Regions from separate parts of the Homo sapiens genome. Here region 2 is linked to region 1. The links are chromatin contacts, found by Hi-C or POLR2A ChIA-PET in ENCODE. All regions are on one chromosome and are shown on one strand. Each heading gives the region's core, a stretch centred on a gene start or an enhancer-like site at or near the end of the contact. The rest is flanking DNA. Distances are from core to core; before and after follow the strand shown. Region 1 holds the start of TOMM5 (translocase of outer mitochondrial membrane 5). Region 2 overlaps POLR1E (RNA polymerase I subunit E).

Region 1 (4,306 bases), core at 344-2,843:
ACAATGGAAAGGATACTGAATTGAGAACGAGAAGGCAGGGCATTCGAGAACTGATCATAAAGCTGCTTCCAGTTCTTATATTCAGTGTTCCTATAACTCTGATACCTTCCTTCCTTGCTAAGTCCCCTCTGAAAATCAAGTTCTCATTTGTAAAATGATATAAAGAATCTTAGGCCCTGCCTCCCTCAAAGGTCCACTGTCAAGACTATATAATGGGAGTAACTTCCTGTCAATTTTAAGATATAGAAAAAAAAACCTCAAATATTTGCATTAATCCTATAGACTCATATTCTTTTTTCCCATTTTTTTCCAAAAAACTAATGACTCACTTCACCCTCTATACAAAGAAACAGAAATGAAGCAAAACTTTTTGGATTTCAAAGGTCAGCACTTTTGAAAGGGAAGGAACCCGGCCGCTGGTTCACGCCTGTAATCCCAGCACTTTGGGAGGCTGAGGCAGGTGGATCACCTGAGGTCAGGAGTTCGAGACCGGCCTGGCCAACATGGTTAAACACCCATCTCTACTAAAAATACAAAAATTAGCCGGGCGTGGTGGCGCGCGCCTGTAATCTCAGCTACTTGGGAGGCTGAGGTGGGAGAATGGCTTGAACTCGGGAGGCAGAGGTTGCAGTGAGCCAAGACTGCGCCACTGCACTCCAGCCTGGGCAACAGGGCGTGACTGTGTATCGAGGAAAAAAAAAAAAAAGAAAAGAAAAGAAAGGGAAGGAACCTGGTACTGAGTTAAGAGTTCTGGATTTTAGGTCAAGATCATTCACTGAATCGCTGAGTGACCTTTGGCCAGCCTTCCCAAGAAGGCTGTTTCTTCCTTCTAGAACTATGGTTCTGTTTCTCTGTTTCTCTGTCTGCAAAAACGAGGGAGTTCCTCTAGGGATAATTACTTGAGCTCTTTCAGCTCAAACATTCTTTTTTTTGAGATGGAGTCTTGCTCTGTCACTCAAGCTGGAGTGCAGTGTCGCGATCTCGGCTCACTGCAACCTCCGCCTCCTGGATTCAAGCAATCCTCCCACCTTAGCCTCCCGAGGAGCTGGGATTACAGGCGCCCGCCACCACGAACTCCTGACCCCAAATGATCCGCCCGCCTCGGCTTCACAAAGTGCTGGGTGGGATTACAGGTGTGAGCCAACGCGCCCGGCAGCTCAAACATTCTTCAAGCTGGGAGAACCAGGATGATTAAACACGCGCGCCGGCCACCACGTGCACTTCAGTGCCCGGACCCTGACCCGCAGACCTCAAACCGCGCATATGCCCGTCGCCTTCAACGCGCACCCTCCTTGCTCCCCGCTACCGTTCAGCTCAGTTCGAAGGCCCCGATGACCCCTTAGAGTTAAGGGGTGCCCGTCGGTGAGCTCCCCGCTGGTCTCACAGTCACAGCCCGGGAGACACTCACTGACTCGCAGGAGGGCCACGTAGATGAGAAAGTTCCGTATGGAGGAGATCACATCCTCGCGCATCTTCCGTTTCATCTCCTCCGGGTCCAGCTTCGGCGCGAGGCCCTCAATCCGGAACATCGCGGCTCTGACTTAGCAGCTTCCAGCCGCCGCGCTCTGCTCTCCACGGTGGCCGCCTCGCGCCCGGAACTCGGCCTATCCTCACTTCCTGTTCCCGCCCTCTCGTTGCCACACTCGACGATGGATGCCTGCACGGGACAATCCACGTCCTGACCCAGCTGATCTGAAGTGCGGTGTGAAGCGGGCGGCCGCAAGCTCAGCAACGCAGGCTCTGGTTTCTCCACGCTGTCTTTAATAACATCTGTCATACAAAAATCAGCCCGGCTCGGTGGCGCGTGCTTACAATCCCAGCTACTCGGGAGGCTGAGGCAGGAAAATCGCTTGAACCCAGGAGGGGGATGTTGCAGTTAGCCGAGATCGCGCCACTGCGCTCCAGCCTGGGCGACAGAGCGAGCGAGACTCCGTCTCAAAATAATAATAATAATAATAATAATAACAACAACAATAACATCTATCTTGAGCCTGGAGCGCTGCGCTGTAAAGTGCTTTTACGCGCTGGAGGGGGCTGTGCACATAGGTACCACTGTAAACAGTGATAACTAACATTTATTGAATATTCAATATAATTGTCCCCCGTGAATTCGATATTATAATCTTCGTTTCCTAGATTAGACAATTGAAGCACAGAGATCTTTAAAACATCTTGCCCAAATGTGCTTTAATTTTTATTTATTTTTTTATTGCTAATTGTGGTGGTTGAGACTGTTCTGGAACTCCTGGGTTCCAGGATCCAAGCGATCCTCCCGCCTCGGCCTCCCAAAGTGCTGGGATTACAGGCGTGAGCTATCGCGCCTGGCCCCCAAATGTGCTTAAAAATACCTCAGAGGGGGAAAAAAGTATTGAGAGAGATAAGTGATGTCAGCAAAATATTAAAAACTGCTGGTGACTAGTACTTCATTTTAGTTAATTATTCTAGTCTTTCTTGAGTATGTTTGAAACTTTACATAAGTTAAAACAAAGAGACAAAGATGAAACTTTTTTTTTTTTTTTTTTTTTTTTGGAGACAGAGTCTCGCTCTGCCGCCCAGGCTGGAGTGCAGTGGCGCAATTTCAGCTCACTGCAACCGCTGCTTCCCAGGTTCAAGTGATTCTCCTGCCTCAGCCTCCTGAGTAGCTGGGATTACGGTTGCGCAGCACCACGCCTGGCTAAATTTTGTATTTTTTGTAGAGACGCGGTTTCACCATGTTGGCCAGGCTGGTCTTGGAAACTCCTGATCTCAGGTGATCTGCCCACCTCGGCCCCCAAAAGTGCCGTGATTACAGGCATGAGCCACCGCACCTGGCCTTTTTACAGATTATTGAAGCACAGAGGTCTTTAAAATACTGTTAGCCAAGTAACACAATATGTATAAAGCAAGTTCAAATCTGATCAGCATTTTACAGATGAATAGAAAGAGGCTCAGAAACCAAGTCCAGCTTTGGTGTGAAGCCCTTTATCTGGAACATCGCAGCTGAAGTCTAAAGTGCACTAAAGTCTAGTCATTCTGCTGGTGATGCACGGGCAGGGTTCTAATGCAGATAATTATCATGTCAAGTTGAATTATCTTTCCCCTGCACCCTACTGCTCATCTGTTAGTCTTTAACAGTTAGTGCCCACATGGATGGACATCGCTAGAGTCAAGAGTTTGATGCAACCAGATTTCCTGTCACAGAAGCATCCAAACAGAGTTAGTAGGCTGCTGCCCCAAGTTACGCATGCCAACTAGCCATATCTACTTCTTACACGCAAGCCAGATGACTGAATTGCTCACATAATTCAAAACCAGAATGTTCCTTCTTGACTGCATATTGCATAGCAACAATGGACTTTGGATAAATTAGGACAATAATTTACTATGAGAGCAACTAATAACTATATGCACGGTCAACTTTCTGGTTGACAGAATGTAAGGCACTGGGGCAAGAAAGGGAACTCATCTGCTTATTCCAGCTTTAGCAACCTTTTGCATCTGTAATTCATGCAATGGAATAGCAGAGGCAGCTCTGGAATGGGAGGGGCTGACTCCCAAGGAATAGCCTCCAGCCAACCCTTGGTGAGTGTTTAGAAAGCCTGCAGTGATGTTGAAAGCAGCAAGAACTGCGGAAAGAACATGAACAGGAACACTGGAGACATGGACTCTAGATCTGGCACTGCTGCCAACTAGTGGTGTGATGAGGGACGAGTATCTGATTTCACTGCAACTCCATTTCTTTCTTCTTCTTTATTTATTTATTTATTTATTTATTTTAGACTGAGTTTTGCTCTGTCGCCCAGGCTGGAGTGCAGTGGCGTGATCTTGGCTCACTGCAACCTCTGCCTCCCGGGTTCAAGCGATTCTCCTGCCTCAGCCTCCCGAGTAGCTGGGACTACAGGCGTGTGCCACTACGCTCGGCTAATTTTCTTTTTTCTTTTTTAAGAGATGAAGTTTTGCTCTGTCGCCCAGGTTGGAGTGCAGTGGTGTGATCATAGCGCACTGCAACCTCACACTCCTGGGCTCAAGCAGTCCTTCTCCTGCCTTAGCTTCCTGAGTAGTTGGGACTACTGGCACGTGCCACTACACCTGGTTATTTTTTTCTATTTTGTTAGAAATAGAATATTGCTGTGTTGTCCAGGCTGGTCTCAAACTCCTGGGCTCAAGTAATCCTCTTGCCTCAGTCTCCTGACCGAGGCATGAGCCACTGCACCCAGTTCTTCCATTTGTTTAGTTGGAAAGGGAAGGCATATATTGAGATGCTTTTGAAAGTTTCTTCCAGTTCTAACAGTCTATGCATTTTTTAAAACCACCTATGCATCTTGAA
Region 2 (3,904 bases), core at 520-3,019, 89 kb before region 1:
ACAGGGGAGAGGGATTCTGTATGGTTCTGAGGAGTGCAGCTCAGGGTGGAAGTTGTAGGACAACCCAATTTGAGCTTAGTAAGAAGAGCTTCCTCACAATCAGATGGAAGGGTTTGCCAGGGGAACCGCTGGTTCCAAGGCCAGGTGGAACTGCTGTTTGGCAGGGATTTTATGTTTGCACTTCTCTGACCCAACTGGGAGAGCTGGTGGTGGAGGTGACCTTTTAGGCTCCATCTAGCCTTGTAGAGGAGATTCAGACAGTAGGGGCAGAGCTGCCCAGGAACCTGAACTGTGAGGTCAGCTGATCTTTGTCAGTGATTTAGGGGCATCTGACATCCAGTGGCCCAGAGGGTGTCTAGGAGAGCCTGTGAACACACCTCTGTCTGGACTCTCTAGCAGTCCGTGGAGGGACTGTTCTGAGGGCTGTCCACAAACTGTGTTCCCACAGGCAGTGAGGCTGAAAAAAAGAGAACAGGTACTTGGAACCTGTCAGATTCTAGCAAGTGCTCAATCCTGGTTGCTAAAAGTTTGGTTATGGGAGGTAAAGAAAGTTGCTCACGGGGCTGTAGATACCCTGGTTTTTCATCACCCATATGGATCTTTTGAAGGGCATTAAAATGAAATTGGCTGTCTGATGGTTCCCAGCGGGTGAGGGGACCTTGCCTGCCTCTCTGCCAGGGGCTTTGTGCCTGCTGGCAACCTTTGGGATTCTGTCTTTATGGCCTGGAGCATGAATGTGCTGCTACCTTTTGCCAAACCTCCCTGAACAGTCATGTTGAGGGGTCTCTCCAGTTCTTCTGTTTATGTCTTCCTTAGGATGATGGAGATAGCCAAAGCCATGAGGCTGAAGATCTCCAAAAGAAGGGTGTCTGTGGCCGCCGGCAGTGAAGAAGATCACAAGCTGGGCACCCTGTCCCTCCCGCTGCCTCCAGCCCAGACCTCAGACCGCCTGGCAAAGCGGAGGAAGATTACCTAGACGCATGCTTTCCAGACAGGGCGTTTTGGCTGCATCACAGCCACTGGCTGGTCCTATTCATTTCCATTTTTATGTATGTTTTGAAAAGAAAAGGTCCGGGGATGGTGGCTCACACCTGAAATCCCAGCACTTTGGGAGGCCGAGGCAGGAAGATCATTGAGCTCAGGAGTTTGAAACCAGTCTGGACAACATAGGGAGACCCCATCTCTACCGGAGGAAAAAAAAAAGAGTCAGGCCTGGTGGTGTGCGCCTGTAATCCCAGCTACTCGGGAGGCTGAGGCAGGACGATTACTTGAGCTTGGGAAATCAAGGTTGCAGTGAGCTATGATTGTGTGGCCACACTCCATCCTGGGTCACAGAGTGAGACCTTGTCTCAAAAAAGTAACATAAGGAAAAAAGAAGCCTTGCTTTAGCACAGGTATGAAGCCAGAAGCCAGCATCTCAACTGTGCTTGTCTTATGCAGAAATATAAAGCGATGGCCAGGTTGGACTTCATCTCTCTCCTTTGGTATTATTGCTGTGATTATAAATGGCAGATGTTTCTCATGTTGGTTCACCTGTGGGGATTTGGGAGGGTGGGTCCTCCCTCCCAAAGTTGACTCACCAGGCTGAGTCAAATCTAATGGATGAAGGTTTCCAAAGAGAAATGTGAAGTGGCGTGCTTAGGTCTGGAAGGGCCAGTGGAGTACGCAGTGAGGAAGGAGGATCTGGCCCAGCACGCCTGGGAAATGACACTTCAGGCTTTATCAGAAGCTAACTGGGTCACCAGTGTGATGGGGGCTGCCACAGGCCAGTAGGATACAGCCTGTTGTAATGGGGTGGAGCCAAGTCAGAGGAAGTGGTGACCCAATTTCTCTGTCTGGTGGAGGCCACATAGAAGGCAGGGGTCAGCTATGAAAGCCACACTTTGAAGAGGATGAATCAGTCAGTGTTCAGTTCAGAAAATCAATTGCTCTAGGTATCTTAAGAAGAATGGATTTTAATGTATGGATAAGGTGCTGTAGAATTGTGACAAGGGCCAGAGGACTGGGAATCGGAAGGTTGCCGTCAGGACTGCTGAATTCAAGAACACACTGCCGGGGTTGCCATCGGGGACTCAGAAGCCACTTCTGCTCCATAACTGCTCCTGGAATTCATGCAGCTGAAGATTCAACACTGGGCTGCTGATTTCAGCTACCCATGCTTTCTTCTTTTTCTTTTTATTTTTTTGAGACAGAGTCTTGCTCTGTAGCCCAGGCTGGAGTGCAGTGGCACGATCTCGCTCACTGCTACCTCCGCCTCCCATGGCCTGGTTCAAGCAATTCTCCTGCCTCAGCCTCCCGAGTAGCTGGGATTACAGGCATGCGCCACCATGCCCAGCTAATTTTTTTGCATTTTTAGTAGAGACAGGGTTTCACTGTGTTGGCCAGGCTGGTCTTGGACTCCTGACCTCATGATCCACCCGCCTTGGCCTCCCAAGGTGCTGGGATTACAGGTGTGAGCCACCGTGCCCAGCCTACCCGTGCTTTCAAAGGTCCTGTATTTCCACCACTTTGTCACCACAGACAGCCAGAAGGTCAAGCAGCTGGCCTCCACCTTGCTTCCTTCTGGTGCGCATATATAGGAGCCTGATTAGCATGTAGAATCCTAGCAGAATGGGAGTCTTTGAAATAGGTTTCAGCTCACCAGCCTCTAGTTACAGGAGGCATTCTAGAAGGACATGAGTGGATTATAACTGCCAACCAATTGTATGTGCCACTGAGGAGATGGAGAAGCTGTGTCCAGAGCGGTGCTATAAGGACAGGAGTGTGACACAGGAAGGCTTAGGTACGTGGCCTGGGCCCAGTCTCACATCTCAGGGTCCTGCTTCAAGTGGGAGCAGTTGAGATCTGTGACACTCAGCACCTGGGAGGCCGGGTCAGTGAAGGGAGGGAGACAGAACTCAGCTCCTCTGAGAGGAGAAGTTTACACAGCACCTGGGGCCCTCCATTTGGGAGTCACAGTGGAAAGGAGTCTTGGCTGAGCTTTGGGGCAGGTGCACCTTATTTTCTTTGCGGTCTGGGATGCCCTCAGAGCTGTGCTCCTCTGCTTTGTCCCCATCTGCCTCTGGCCCTGGGTAGGAGGCACTTGGAGCATACTTTGTCTTCCTTCAGCAGAGGTGTGGGCAGGGAATCTACTTGTCTCTTGTTTTCCTTTAAGCCGTTGTGAAAATCAAGTATGTGACTCTTCCTTGGAAAAAATAATCTCTCAGAAAAGGACTTCTAATACATCCTCAGGGTAGAATGTGTTTCCGTGATTACTTTTTTTTTTTGAGATGGAGTTTCGCTCTTGTTGCCCAGGCTGGAGTGCAATGGCGTGATCTTAGCTCACTGCAACCTCTGCCTCCCGGGTTCAAGTGCTTCTCCTGCCTCAGCCTCCCGATTACAGGCATGCACCACCATGCCCGGCTAATTTTGTATTTTTAGTAGAGACAGCGTTTCTCCATGTTAGGCTGGTCTCAATCTCCTGACCTCAGGTGATCTGCCCGCCTCGGTCTCCCAAAGTGCTGGAATTATAGGCGTGAGCCACCACGCCCAGCCTTTTGTGATTACTTTTAAAATTCAGCTGGGTTTGACACTTGGAGGCTTAATTTCTGGGAATGACTGGACACAGCATGTGGCTGGGACCCTCTGAACAACCTCTGACCTAGTGGAGAAGCAGGTGGTAATGACTGTAGGTATGGATAGGGAAAGACTAGGCGGGCAAATACTTGTCGTGTGTCAACAGGTGTATTTTGCTAAATGTCGGGGACACATTCCAAGAGGCTAAAAAGCAAATTTCTGTACATTAGGAGATTTGTGAGTCCTTAGGAAAGGCTCAGAAGAGGGCTCCACCTAGCACAATACCTGACATAGAAAGTGGTCAGTGTCTGCAGAATGAGTCGGCATGAACCGTACTTTCCTTGGCAGG

What was found. A loop is a pair of places that touch in the nucleus more often than their neighbours do. ChIA-PET counts read pairs that join two places held with the same protein, here RNA polymerase II (POLR2A). Pooled maps may share reads with other maps.
Region 2: a map of natural killer cell shows a loop between it and region 1 (4-fold over the local background). The contact joins the enhancer-like site here to the promoter of TOMM5 in region 1. A Hi-C loop is called at or near these places in 1 of 168 maps with a recorded cell type or tissue (natural killer cell) and 1 of 50 pooled maps. POLR2A ChIA-PET finds 5 or more read pairs at or near these places in 9 of 52 experiments (GM10248, H1, HEK293 and 6 more).

The regions. Positions count from the first base shown.
Region 1 is chr9:37,591,004-37,595,309 of GRCh38, forward strand. It overlaps TOMM5 (translocase of outer mitochondrial membrane 5), which reads right to left and starts at 1,594. Exons shown (of 2, transcript NM_001001790.3): 1 at 1,409-1,594. The coding sequence starts at 1,529. RefSeq lists an enhancer at 1,191-1,950 and silencers at 2,909-3,203, 3,603-3,672.
Region 2 is chr9:37,502,227-37,506,130 of GRCh38, forward strand. POLR1E (RNA polymerase I subunit E) reads left to right here. Exons shown (of 12, transcript NM_022490.4): 12 at 817-1,471. The coding sequence ends at 976. Among named protein-coding and RNA genes, the nearest start is that of POLR1E, 18 kb to the left of the region's middle. Within about 2 kb of position 1,770, at least 5 of the 41 ENCODE cell types and tissues checked have a DNase peak (open chromatin) inside an H3K27ac peak, as active enhancers do; they include natural killer cell, where a contact is called at or near this core.